Regions from separate parts of the Homo sapiens genome. Here all the other regions are linked to region 1. Evidence: chromatin contacts called from ENCODE Hi-C data. All regions are on one chromosome and are shown on one strand. Each heading gives the region's core, a stretch centred on a gene start or an enhancer-like site at or near the end of the contact. The rest is flanking DNA. Distances are from core to core; before and after follow the strand shown.

What was found. A loop is a pair of places that touch in the nucleus more often than their neighbours do. Pooled maps may share reads with other maps.
Region 2: a map with no recorded cell type shows a loop between it and region 1 (22-fold over the local background). The contact joins two enhancer-like sites. A Hi-C loop is called at or near these places in 3 of 37 single-sample maps with no recorded cell type and 4 of 50 pooled maps.
Region 3: a loop to region 1 is called in a map with no recorded cell type, with 22 times the contacts of the local background. The contact joins the promoter of LINC02265 here to the enhancer-like site in region 1. A Hi-C loop is called at or near these places in 2 of 37 single-sample maps with no recorded cell type and 6 of 50 pooled maps.

The regions. Positions count from the first base shown.
Region 1 is chr4:38,130,413-38,134,949 of GRCh38, reverse strand. It overlaps TBC1D1 (TBC1 domain family member 1), which reads right to left. Exons shown (of 22, transcript NM_001396959.1): 21 at 1,693-1,866. Among named protein-coding and RNA genes, the nearest start is that of PTTG2, 170 kb to the right of the region's middle. RefSeq lists a silencer at 1,873-2,012. Within about 2 kb of position 2,534, at least 28 of the 41 ENCODE cell types and tissues checked have a DNase peak (open chromatin) inside an H3K27ac peak, as active enhancers do.
Region 2 is chr4:40,990,748-40,995,284 of GRCh38, reverse strand. All of the region lies in intron 6 of APBB2 (amyloid beta precursor protein binding family B member 2), which reads left to right. Among named protein-coding and RNA genes, the nearest start is that of APBB2, 220 kb to the left of the region's middle. RefSeq lists a silencer at 4,103-4,172. Within about 2 kb of position 2,429, at least 9 of the 41 ENCODE cell types and tissues checked have a DNase peak (open chromatin) inside an H3K27ac peak, as active enhancers do.
Region 3 is chr4:40,305,935-40,310,471 of GRCh38, reverse strand. It overlaps LINC02265 (long intergenic non-protein coding RNA 2265), which reads right to left and starts at 3,287. Exons shown (of 4, transcript NR_121641.1): 1 at 2,986-3,287; 2 at 2,144-2,195. RefSeq lists enhancers at 1-474, 1-544, 475-1,113, 2,118-2,247, 2,818-2,867 and a silencer at 886-1,180.

The DNA.
Region 1 (4,537 bases), core at 1,285-3,784:
CACTCAGCACTGCAGGGACTCAGGAACTACTGGTGGGTTGGCATAGACCACAGTTCTGAATGATCCTTCCAGAAGTGTAGGACTACTTGGTCAAGAGAACGACCATTCCAGGGAGAACATCTGTAATCACCAATTACTGTCTGATGCCTTTATTGAGGAATGTAGGTAGCTAAGCAGTTTTTCACAGCTCCCTGTCTTCACAAAAACAATAGCACAGGAGCAGCATGAAATTACTTTCTATGCTCTGTCACCAAAAAACTACAAGGTCATTTACCCAATAAAACAAACCTTTTATTTGAGAACTGCCTATCTTAACAAGCTAAACACTTCAATGCAAATGTGAGCTTTATTAGAAGTTTCCACCATGTTATATTTCAGGGACCTATCATTGGCTTGGAAGCCATTTAAAATGACCACCTACACTGTGTACCCCTACAGGCCAGACAGGCTCTTCACCCTCTGGAGACTTCCCTTGAGTGATGGCTGAGACTTCCAGGGTAAATTGTATACAGGCATATTTTCAGTTAGGACATCTCAGGGGAAAAAAAGAAGTTAAATTTCAGAATGTGAGTGGTTATTAGGGCTGGGCAGGAATAGCATTCGGTCTTGGTTCCTCTCTTTCACATATCTGATAGGGTATGCTGGGATGGAATGCCCGCTGGGAGGAATGCATTTCAGATAGCTTGACTCACTAGGCTGGCCTTTCTCACCTTGCTGCCAAGCTTGTGTCTGCAAAGCTCATCTTTCTATGAAGAAAAATCAGAGGCTTAGATCAGAATGGAACTTATTCTCAGGACAGCCCAGGAACACCATAAAAATTTCGGCAAAAATATGTATTTTTATCCACAGCCACTCAAAAACAACTTTTAAAAACACCCTCAAAACAACTCCTTAACAGGGACAGCACTGCTACACACTTGTGACATTAAAAAAAGTAGAAAAAAGTAGAACATATGGTTGCTTCATGCCATCAGATTGACAAAAGAGCTGCACTCCGCAGTTAGGTGTTCTTTTGGGCAGTGTGCCTGGGTGATGTGGGGGTGGGGGTGATGCTGGACCTGGCCAGCTCTGGTCTCCGTGCTGCACCTCAGTGCTTGCTCTGCACACCCTCCTGCGTGCACAGTCTCAACTGGTCTTTCTTCTGTATGTCCTCACCTGAGTATATCCGTGTTGAAATGGAAGTTTCTAGAGGGGAGAACTGAGACCTTCATTAATCAAATCTTTGTATATGCACCAAGGACTCACAAAGAATTATCATCTCTTCTGGTTTGTTATATTTATTTCTGTGTTACTTTCCTCCTTTACCATCCCTCTGTGGACCTAGCTGGTTTTGCTCATAGAAGTTAAAAGCTCTTAGATTCTCTTTGAGTAATGACAACGGCTGGCATTCAGCTAACAGGCCACGGCATCCTGAATCCAAGTTCATCTCTGGGCCTGTCCCCTAAAAGAGTTAAGTGCAGAAACAGCCTCTCAGAAAGCTCTGGGACTGCCTGACCTTAGCAAAGGACAATCTGTCTGCTCCATAATAAAAAGGACCCATTCTCCCGGGATACCTTTGATCCCAACTATAAACAGATCAGGGTGGGAAAGGTCCTCTGGTCATGGGAAAGCCCAGCCTGCTGTTGCCTTTGGTGAGTTAATGAACTACCATATATTTGTGATTCAGGAAGCTGCTTTATAAATATGCTCTACCTGCAACTGTTCAAGGAGGTCAAGGTTCTGTTTGCGTAAGCTGCTGTTGGTTTTCTCTAATTTATCCATTCTTTGGTTGTCACTGAGAGGAGAGGAATCGATAAGTTCTTCTTGAAGGACGTGGTACTCAACTTCATAAGCTTGTAACTGTTTAGCGATGTCCATTTCAAATACCTGTTATAGAAAGAAAAGTCATCACGTACTAAAACTGAGAAAAACCCCACAAGTACAGGCAGGCGTCTGCAATCACGACAATGCGCACCTGTGAAGCGTCTCCTCTACGCTTAGCTCTACACTTGGTACTAGAAGTAATAAATAAGAAAAACTACGCACTGAGAAGGTAATAATTTTACTTGGGACAAAAGGATATAAGAAACATCTAGAAATAATTCCAAGGTAACATTAAGTACAGGTTTTTGATACTCACCTTCCAAAAGCCAAAAAAAAAAAAAAAACCTCTCATTTTTAAAGACATAAAAATTTATTTTTAGTTCTTATTTCACTTCTTTTCTCTGAAAATTCTGTTAGGTTAGATACATCAACTATGGGTTAAAAGGAGAAAAGAAACAAAAGAATCATAGCCTGTTTGCAGAGTCACCAAGTCAAAGTTTAATTATAGTTCAGTTGGGTTTTCAGAGTTACAAGAACAGCTAAGTAATGGGACTGTTTACTAAAAAACTCTCCTTTGCACACAAATATGCAGAAATGAGCCAAAACCCACATGTCACCCACACAGATGAGTGAATACGAAACGATGCCTGAGTTGTCTTCTTTCCCACAATAGTAATGGTGACGAAAACACCACACGTGTGAAAAACAACTCCTAAGTGCCTAAGTGACTCAAGCCGTCCGTGTCTGTACTTTCTCTTGGTAAGGAAGGCAGGGCGGAAAGCAGAATCAGAAGACAGCTGCTGCTGCTGCTGCCCAAGGCATTTCCTTTCTTTCCAGTTGTTTCTATGAGAGAACCCCAGGGGCTGGGGCCTCTCAGCACAGCAGTGAAGCCCTAACGTTTATCTGATGGATCTGAGAATGCAGTCAAGCTGGGACCATCTTAAAAGAAAAAAAAAAAAAACCCTGCTAGATCAGAACACACATTCAGAAAGTGAAGTCAGGCTTTAAAAGGGCAGAAACTGCCTCTCTATTGCATTGCCTTAAGCAACTCCAATATTGTTAAAAATCAGTGTAAAACTACTTCTTCTGATGGCTCCCTACTGGCATTCAAACTAGCCTATCTTCCCTGGAATCAATTTTCAAAAACCATGTTTCCTTTCTCACCATTCCCAACAATCTTATTTTCTCTTCCTTGAGATGAATTTTTCAGCTTGCTGTTTTTGATTCAGTGGATAATATTAATAAGGCACAAAAGTCATTTGATGCCTAAAAACTAAAATCCATTATATCTGTGGGGTGTGTGTGCATGTGTGCGAGGGGAGTAAGAGGGAGAGAGAGAATTGTTTACTGGATTGAACTGATTCTCTTTTGTCCTTCAGAGCGACCGTGAGGTCAGCAGGGATTATTATCTCCATTTGACAGCCGAGGTAACTGGCTCAGAGGCTTTGAGTCAGCCTTAAAATTGCGGCTCCACTGGCGACTCTATGAATGACTTGAGCTCGGTACTTAACCTCTCTCAGCCACAGTTCCTGGCCTCCCACCTGGGGCAGACAGCGCCTACCTCCCAGGATGGCTGTGAGAATTAAACGAGGCAACTCCTGGAAGTTCCCAGCACACGCCTGGCAGGTTGAGCAGGCGCTCTCTTAGCTAAGGGATCTGCTTCCACACACCTGCCACAAAACCCTCACATTTCAACCTCAGCAAAACCATCATCAATGGATGCCACGTCATGGAACTTCTGAATAGTCTGAACAGTAAAAACCACAAATGTTAAAACTGAGATTGTTTGGCACTCATGTATAATTATAAATATGGTGCTGAATAAATGTCATGTACACTATTACTTTTTTTCTTTCACAAAGATTTAAGTGATCTCCTAACCTGGAAAGCCTGGGAACAAAACCTCTGGCTTTTCCTACGGATTGATGTTCTGTGTTAAGTTAATGGCTCTCAGCAGTACCCAAAGCCATAAACTCTTCCAGGCCTCCATTAATCCCTAGGAACCACCCTGGGTCACAATCATCTCTGCTTAATTGCCTGATGATCTCCTGACTGCCAAGACTCCTAGGCCCTTCATTCTGCAGTTATGCCCCTGAATTTACCCCAAACCATGGCAATATGAGGCTGGTGGTCAAAGGAGAACCCTGGTCACTGAACGAGGGCTTCAGCCCTTGGGCTAATTACTTGGGGAAAGAAAAGAATTGGGAGGGGCGCCTGTCCTTGCACACTTAGACAGCACAAGTGATCCACTGCCAGGAGCAGTTCTCAGCCAGAGAAAGAGCAGGAAGGCCTAACATTAAAAACCCAATCCTTTGGTATGTTGTCTCAGATGAATAAAACAGACGAATATTAAAAACTAGGTGTTGATAGGAAAACAAGATATATACACTTTAAGGTGTTTTCATTTCTGGTCTGAGTCACTCCTGAGGCTGGACAAGTGCAGTGCCCACCTCCCCCAGGGTCTTGCCTAAGCCGTTCCCTGAGCACTGGTCACTACACAAAGCTGCAAGGTACCTGGCCCCTCTGCAAGGGGGACTGGCTCTCATCTTCTTTCTTGCTGGCCCATCTCAGAGCAATTCCACTAGAGTTGTAATTACTGGGGATCTAGAGCCTTCCTGTCATCCTGGCTCTTAGGTTCTTCATAGTTTTCAGTCAAGTTCCAGAATTTTGGTACTGAAGAAAATTTCTCTTCTGTTTGCCAAAGTAGGAATGACTATTTCCATACTTTCGATGT
Region 2 (4,537 bases), core at 1,180-3,679, 2.9 Mb before region 1:
TGAGAATTACCACTCTCCTAGGTGTTAGATTTCTTGGTACTGCATGTTCAGTGCACATTCTCAATGCCAGTGTATTATTTTCCAAATAGAAATAATTACTCAACTGCATAGGAAACCCAAGCATAAGCTTGTTTGCTTGGGGAACATGGTTTCAGCCAAAGGGGTGTTGGATGAATCAAATATTTAAATGGTCTCAGGCTGGGATAGTCTGAGGCGCGCTGTCCTTCTTTCCCTTGAGATGATGCTACTTGGGACCTAGAATCCTTGAAGTGCATTGCCTAAGAGTCCCTCTTCAGAGAAAAGGGAATGATTGCTTTTTTTTTTAAGGTACTTACATTTTTGATCAATACAATCTTTCTTAAGATACAGTAATATTTTCCTTCTTTATTTCTTTCCCTCCTTCCCTCCCTCCCTCCTTCTCTCTCTCCTTCCTTCCTTTTTCCTTTCTTCTTTTCTTTTCTTTTTTTTTTTTTCCGGAGTCTTGCTCTGTCGCCCCAGGCTGGAGTGTAGTGGCACAATCTTGACTCACTGCTACCTCCGCCTCCCAGGTTCAAGCGATTCTCCTCCCTCAGCTTCCCGAGTAGCTGGGACTATAGGCATGTGCCACCACGCCTGGCTAATATTTTGTATTTTTAGTAGAGATGGGGTTTCACCATGTTAGCCAGGATGGTGTCAATCTCTTGACCTCATGATCCTGCCCACCTCACCCTCCCAAAGTGCTGGGATTACAGGCATGAGTCACTGCACCCGGCCCAAGATACAGTAATATTTTCTACTGAGTTAAAGATAAGTCATACTATGTTTGGGAGACATCTTATCTCACTCTTACTCCATTTCTTGGTTTTGATCCATTGACTGATTCAACTATCATACTTTAACTTCAAGAGCAATCTTATTTTCTTCATTTGCAAGTCTTGGAGAAAATCTCGTTGCAGCTAGTAAGTTTGGCCTGTAGTCTGTCTGCATCAGAACTCCTAGGTGTTTCTTTTTTTTTTTTTTGAGATGAGTCTTGCTCTGTTGCCCAGGCTGGAGTGCAGTGGCGCGATCTCGGCTCACTGCAAGCTCCACCTCCCAGGTTCACGCCATTCTCCTTCCTCAGCCTCCCGAGTAGCTGGGACTACAGGCGCCCGCTACCGTGCCCGGCTAATTTTTTGTAATTTTTAGTAGAGACGGGGCTTCACCATTCACAGGATGGTCTTGATCTTCTGACCTTGTGATCTGCCTGCCTTGGCCTCCCAAAGTGCTGGGATTACAGGTGTGAGCTACCGCGCCCAGCCTCTCCTAGGTGTTTCTTTAAATGTAGATACCTGGGCCCTACCTGTGCCTTACAGACTCAGACGCAGGTAGTGGGTCTCAGGAACCTGCATTTTAACTTCCTCCTCTATGCATCATTTGAGAAGCATGGCTCAGATTCTGACACAGGAACTGCTTTAGTTAGGGCCTTCTGTTGTGTTTGAAGTGCTGTGTTCCTATTATAATGGATACTGATCTGGCTAACATTTAACAAGAATCACAGCCTTAATGAAAAACGTGGAAAACATTTATTTTCTTTTAAAAAATAATATTTTCTTTTGTTTTTGATAGAATCAAGTAGAAGTGGCCAGGCATGATGGCTTATGCTGTAATCCCAGCACTTTGGGAGGTTGAGGCAGGAGGATTGCTTGAGGCCAGGAGTTTGAGACCAGCCTGGGCAACATAATGAGACTTCATCTCTATAAAAAATAAACAAAAAATTAGCTGGGTATGATGGCACGTGCCTGTAGTCCCAGCTACTCAGGAAGCTGAGGTGGGAGGATCTCCTTGAGCCCCGGAGGTCAAGGCTGCAGTGAGCCAAGATCACACCACTGCACTTCAGCCTGGGAGACAAAGGGTAACCCTGTCTCAAAAAACATTTTTGTTAAAAAAAAAAAAAAAAAAAAAAAAGAGAGAAGAGTTCTTAATTGCTCCTGTGCTCCAGAAATTAAACTACTGGAAATCTCTTCTCTTGTTCTTGTCCCTAAAATGGAATTTGTGCCATAAGCTTTACTGCACTATGAACACTGAATATTTAAATCCCAGCTGTGCTATTACTAAATGGATGATTGTGGCTGAGTCACTTAACACCATACGTTTCCTCCTCTGTCAAATAGGGTTAATAATAGTCTCTGCCTTGTGGGGTGGTTGTGATGATTAACTGAAACAAGACATGTGGGGCACAGAACGTAGTGATTGCCATGTAGTAAGGGCTCAGCAAAAATTGGATTTTATAAATATTCTGGTATGGAAAATTAATTCTCCCACTGAAGGAAAAGCACAGAGAGAGAGTAAAAGAGGGACTACGATTGTGTACACAAACAGAAAATAACTTCAGATAAGCAGCAGAGTAGACTAGAACAAGTAGGCAGGAAGACAGTGTTTCACAACGTAGAGATCCTGCACATGGCAGGCCGGCCTATCTCCATCCGGCCCTGTGGTTTGGCTTGTTCGTCATTGCCCATGAGCCTCGGTCTTACTTGAAGGGGTGAGGAAGGTGATGGGTCCTGAGGGTGGTGCAGCTCCCTGGCCTGGACATCGGGGGTCGGTCTTCTGCTCGTGATACTCCTGCTCGCTGGCTTCATACTTCCCGCGTTACTTCCAGGGGTTACCAGCGTTTCCATCCAGTCATTTCACACACCTCATTGAACAATTTTCCAAGTGTTGGTTTGCTCTCTTCCTTACTACATATTAATGAGGTGTCCAAGACTGCTGTTCAGCACGTATCTAAAATGTTGTTTAACTACATCAGAAGGTAAATCTATAGCTGCTGAAGCGAACTAAAAAGCTGTGTCAATCTGGTGCAGTGGCTCACACCTGTAATCCCAGTGCTTTGGGAGGCTGAGGTGGGAGGATAGTTTGAGGCTAGGAGTTTGAGACCAGCATGGGCAACATAGAAAGACCCCCCCCCATCTCTACCAAAAATAAATAAATAAATAAAATTAGCTAAGTGTAGTGCCGTGCACCTTTAGTACCAGCTACTCGGGAGGCTGAGGCAGAGGATGTCACTTGGGCCCAGGTGGTCAAGGCTATAATTATGCCACTGGCTTCCAGCTTGTGCAACAGAGTGAGACCCTGTCTCTTAAAAACAAGCAACAAACAAAAAAGGCAGCTGCATTGATAATCAGTCAGGTAAAGCATCGTCATTTTCACTTTCAAAAAGTTGTTCTGAGTATTAAGTGTTAGCAAAGATGCTTTTCTCTCTGTAGTATTTTTAGCCTTAACAGTTTTCACTCTTAATTTCAGTGTGAGTGTGGTGTGTGTGGTGTCTGTGCGTGAGTGTGAGAGAGAGAGATGGGGAGGAGGAGGGAGAGTGAGAGCAGTGTTCTGATTGTAGAACACCCTCACAGGTAGAATTGTTATAACTTTCTAATTGCAGACCACTCTCATAGAAGATTCTTAAGGAAACCTCAGCCCACCTTCTGAAGGGATGAGACGAGTAGCATCTTCAAGTGAAATGCCCTCTGGGGTCTGAAGGTTCTAAAAAAAATCCTAGAAAACCAAGGAAGATGGTGAATTATGGAAGAACTACCCAGATGATTTTCAAAGCTGTAAATTAACAAGTGTGTCTGTTTTAGGAGGAGGGGGTGAAAAGTCTAGGGTGTGTGTGTGTGTTTTTCTTTCTTCTTTTCTCTGTTCACTTGCCAAAAACAAACAAAAATGACCTCACTTCAGACACAGGGATAAAAGCAGGAGGAAATTGCTATAGTTAGAACACTATAGGTTTTTTTTCCCCCTGTACTTTTTGGATACATATTTTTAAAAAAATAAATAGGATCACTTACTCTGGCCTAGCACAATTTCATCTAAAGTGTTTTGAAAGTTATAGTCTTAATTTTAGGGACAGAATAGGTTATCGTAAGGGGTGTGAGGGTTTTTAAATGCAAGGCATTTTCCAGGGGACTTTTAAAAATCAATACCAGGAAGCAAAATAAAAAATTTAAAAATCAAAACCCAGCAAGGCACGGTGGCTCACACCTGTAATCCTAGCACTTTGGGAGGCCAAGGCAGGCAGATTTCTTGAGCCCAGGAGTTCGAGACCAGCCTGGGCAAAATGGTGAGATCTCATTTCTACAAAAAAAAAAAAAAAAAAAAAAGCAAAACACACACACACACAACAAAATTAGCCATGCGTAGTGGCACACATCTGTAGTTCCAGCTACTCAGGAGGCTGAGACGAAAGTTGCAGTGAGCCAAGATTGCACCACTGCCCTGCAACCTGGGCAACAGAGTGAAACCTTGCCTCCAAAAAAAAAAAAAATGAAACTCAGTCCAAAATGACCAGAAATCTATGTAGTTAGCAGAGTAAATCTTACCCCTCCCTGCCCCCAACCCCCATTCAGGGTTTCCTTCCTTTCTTTTTCCTCCATTTGCCTCCATAGAGCATATCAACCCAATTTACACCTTCATGAGCTGTAACCTAGAGTCTTTGCTCTGCTTGGCAGAAGAGGAAGAGAAGATGCCACATACAGTTTGGAGTAGGATGATGACACAGTTTTTAAAATGATGGATGCAGTTTGGTATG
Region 3 (4,537 bases), core at 2,038-4,537, 2.2 Mb before region 1:
CTGACCAGTGACTGAAACGCTGAACCAAGCTTGGAGCTGGAGCAGCCATTTTGGGCCACGAGGTAGAAGCCATGTGTTGAAGAGAATGGAACAAGATGGAAGAAACCTGGTGATCAGGGAGCCGCCATAACAGTCTTGGGTTGTCTCTGTTTACATGAGAGGTAAATAAATTATTATTATTATTATTATTATTTTGAGATGCAGTATCGCTCTGTCACCCAGGCTGGAGTGCAGTGGCACGATCTCAGCTCACTACAACCTCCACCTAAGCAATTCGCTTGCCTCAGCCTCCCGAGTAGCTGGGACTATGGGTACCTGCCACCAGGCCTGGCTAATTTTTGTATTTTTGGTAGAGATGGGCTTTCACCATGTTGACTAGGCTGGTCTCGAACTCCTGGCCTCAAGTGATCCACCCACCTCGGCCTCCCAATGTGCTGGGATTGCAGGCATGAGCCATCACACCCAGCCTTTATTATATCCAGTGATTTAACAAAAACCACTTATATTTGGGGTTCTCAGTTATAAGTATTATGTTCGAACACAGAAAGTGAAACTATTTGAAAGTTTCTTGTAGAATTGGCTGGGAAGAAAGGCAATTCATTCCCTTTGAAGGATTTCATTCCCGGGATGTGGCTGCCTGCTTAAAGAGCAGGTTCCATTCTGTAGAGGAAGCTTGGGAGACAAGGAAAGACCCTCATTTCAAAAATATAGCCACTTCACTTCCTGCTGACTTGAGTTTTTGTTTTGTTAAACTGGTTTCTCTTTTAAAACAAATGTCCCCTCAGTAAACTAAGCTCATTTGTTGTTCACACCTGAGAACCAGAGCATCCTCTGCTGATTAGTAAGGAGTTTGGGGGAAGGGGAGTTGCGACTAGGCTGCAGGAGGAAGTGACACTTGGGGGAGGATAGGCCAAGGTGGTGGGATTGATGGGACTCGGAAAGTCCCTGAAAGCAGGGAAACAAAGAAGTGGGAGAAGGGCCAGACAGGGTCGCGCTCACGCTCTAAATCGCACTGGCTCGGCTTTGACTTGCTCTCAAGACACTGGGAACAGCGCGTGAACACCAGAGGGCAGCAGCGCAAGATGAAATTAACAGGGACTCTTCACAGGGCCCCTGGCTTCAGGTCTCAGGGAGAGCCAGCCTTCCCATCCAACCTGGATCTGCCTGGTTTCCTTTGTCCAAAGTCAACCAGGGTGGAAGACTTCAACCAAAGTGGGCAGGGCCCACTTTCATACACATTCCTTCAGGGATTCCTGGTGATGGTCGTTCCCCCTCTCTAGTCCACTGATGCCATCTCTATCACACATTTAACATTGTATTAAAATAGTCTTTAATGTGGGTTATATATGCTTCTTACCTAGCCACACCCTAAGCAATCAGACCTGTGAAATGATGATTTTGGTGTGCTGGTGTGTGTATGTTATAATTATTACATTAGAATATCTATATCACCAGAAAATCATCTATCACCTATAGGATGTATATCACACTTGGAAAAATGTTGCATTACTTCATTAAATTCCCCCCAATGACCCAATGAAGAAAGTGATATTATTCTCCCCATTTTCTAGATGAGGAAACTGAGGCTCAGAGAGGTTAAATATCTTCCTCAAGAATTTTCGCCAGAGCTGGGATTTGAACCAAGGTCTGCTTGACTTAGAAGGCAGTGGTCCTTGCTTTCTCCCGAGGAGAAGGGAGCAGAGATACCTAAAGATGCCTGACTCCCAATCCCATGGGAACATGCCCCCTGCGGGCTCACTTCCTCTCCTCTTTGTCTTCAATTTCTAAGAATGTCTTCTTTTCACTAAAACAAAACACTCCAGAATGCATTCTGCATGAATAAAGACTGCCAACTCCATGGCAGAAATAACATACCTTTTGGGAATGTTTATCACTTCTAAAATGATGATAAAGAAATTCAACAGTTTGTATTTCTGGACGAACTAGGGGAGAAGAGGAAATAAAGTATCTACAGAGTATCACAACACACCTACAGGAAGCTGAGCAAAGTAGACTAATCACACTGGGCCCGGAGGACGGCTGGTAACAGAAACCTCAACGTTTATCTGAAGTGACTGCTCATCCCCGGGCACCACGGTGACAGGTGTGATAGAAAGATAAAACCCTAGACTCTGCTGCTCACCTGCCGTTGGGCCTTGGTCAAGCCACTTCTCTCTGAGCTTCAACTGCCCCATCTGTAAGAGGATAACAATTCCGGCCTCAGGGGGTCATCATAGCAACAAATGAGGAACCTGTAAATTAGTGCGAAAACACCCCACTTACTACTACTGTTTTTAAATGATTGTGAGAGTAAAAAGGGCCTTCGTGTTCAGAACCCAATCAGCTTAGAGTGAATTGTAGCACTTGGCAAATACTGCCTTTTCTGCTTGGAAACTTCACTTAAAAAGAAAAAAAAAATGAGGTCAAAGAGCGATTCCTAAAGCAAAAGAAAATTGCTAAACTTTAGACTATTCCTGACCCCAAAGTCCTCCTTCAGACCATGTTTCCCCTTTTTCACTCATATCTAGCCCAACATGCATAAATCCTTGCTTCTACCAGAGGGCCACACAGAGGAATGGACAGACAGGAAGAGTCTTTGCCCAATTAGTTTCACTTCCTCCCTGGCACCCCATGGTCACAGCCCTGGAGAATTGTTTTCTGCGGCGCTGAGGGCTACATTTTCGTTTTAACCAGCGCAAGGTAGGCAAGAGACTTAAGTCAGAGAGCTTGATGATGTAATGAATTTGCCAGCTGCCAACGACACTAGGACCTCATCACATTTCTTTGTTTTCCTTTCTAACCCCAAATCTAGCAGGCATCCCTGTTCTCATTAACAAAGCCTCCTATTAGCACCATTGCTCCCTAACTACCATCGGACCTCACAGGGAGAAGTTCTGTATCGAGAACAGTAGAGCAAAAAGACAGGAGGAAAGCAAGTCCCCAACATCATGCAGCCCACATACTAGCTCTGGATGGCTTACGTACGATGAAATCTCCAAGATGCCTTCCAAAAACCAGATGACCCTGTCCTTTCTGGAACTACCGCCGTCCCTTGTAACTCTGTAAGCTTCATTTCCAACCTCATCCTGCTCTAACTCGAGCACAAACATAAGTCTGTAGAACCACAGTGGCCTTGGGGGCATCATTCTCTTTGCCTTGTCAACATTTCTATTTTATATCCCTCCCTGCTCCTGTCTAGAGGTTGGTACTCAGTCTCCTGAGACTCATCTTATAGATAGAGCTTGATGGACCACGGGGAGAGGGCATCACTCCTGCTACAGTCTGAATGCACACACCTGGGGCCCAGCTGCCCAACCTTCCACCGCTGAAGTTCAAACAGTTGCATCTTAGACAACTCCTCCACTTCTAATCAGCCCAGCATAGAGGGAGTTTGGAGGTGTCAGACACCCATCAATGGCTGAGAGAGAAAGAAATATAGTGAAAGACCTGTTAGCAGTTCTGTTGTGCCCAACAGAACTCTCATTTGTCTTATGTCTAAAAAGCTGGCCATTGACTTTCAACAGGATTTCACTGATGCTATTAGAAAATATTTTACCACTAAATGAAAATAAAGATAAACTGCCTTTCTGAAGATGCAAAAGGTAAGAGATAATACATAAAAATGCAAGTTGATCAAATTTCACTTGATGTTTGATGACCCTCAGTGTCCCAGAACATTGCTTTGGGAATTATTTTCTCCTTTGATCTTGCAGAACAGTGTGAATGGACATAGAGGCCATTTGTATAAAAGAGGAACCTAAGGACGTAGGGGAAAACAAAAGAATCTGTCAGGGATGGGAAAAGCACACCCATTTAAATATGCAGAAACCTTAATGCCAGTGTCTGGCTAGCTATTAAGCAGTAATTCCTTCTCTATCCCTTATCATATCTACCAGTTACTCTGCAAGATTCTTCAGTGTAAAGAGCACTGTAAAATGTATTTTTCAGATTTATCTCGTCTTTTTGCCAGATCAGCCCACCCCATGCATATCTGCCAGCTGCCTCTTACACAATCCCTCAGAGCCCACGGAGCTGCACTGTGGGCCCTCAGATGATCTGATGCAGGTATAGAACCCCTCCCCCACATTCTTTTCTTGCTAGCTTGCCTCCATTACAAACCATCTTCCTCACTCAGATATTTTCAATCCTGGTAGTTTTTGCTTGTTTGTTTGAGACAGGGTTTCACGCTGTCACCCAGGCTGGAGTGCAGTGGTGCAATCATAGCTCACTGCAGCCTTGACCTCCTGGGCTCAAGTGATTCTCCTTCCTCAGCCTCCCAAAGTGCTGGGTTTACAGGCGTGAGCCACTGCACCTGACTTCCCCAGCAGTTTTGACCGTGATCTCATTTGCCTCTTTCTCCTGATTAGGCCAGCATTAGAGCATCCAAGAGGCTGCATAATATGGAATAAACATAGGTCATTAGATTTAAATCAAAATTCTGGCTTTTTACTTCCTAGCGATGCAAGCTTTGTTGAGTTCCTTAACTTTTCTTAGCACTTCTGCTTTTTAAAAAAAGTTGCTATAATACTAAATCGTA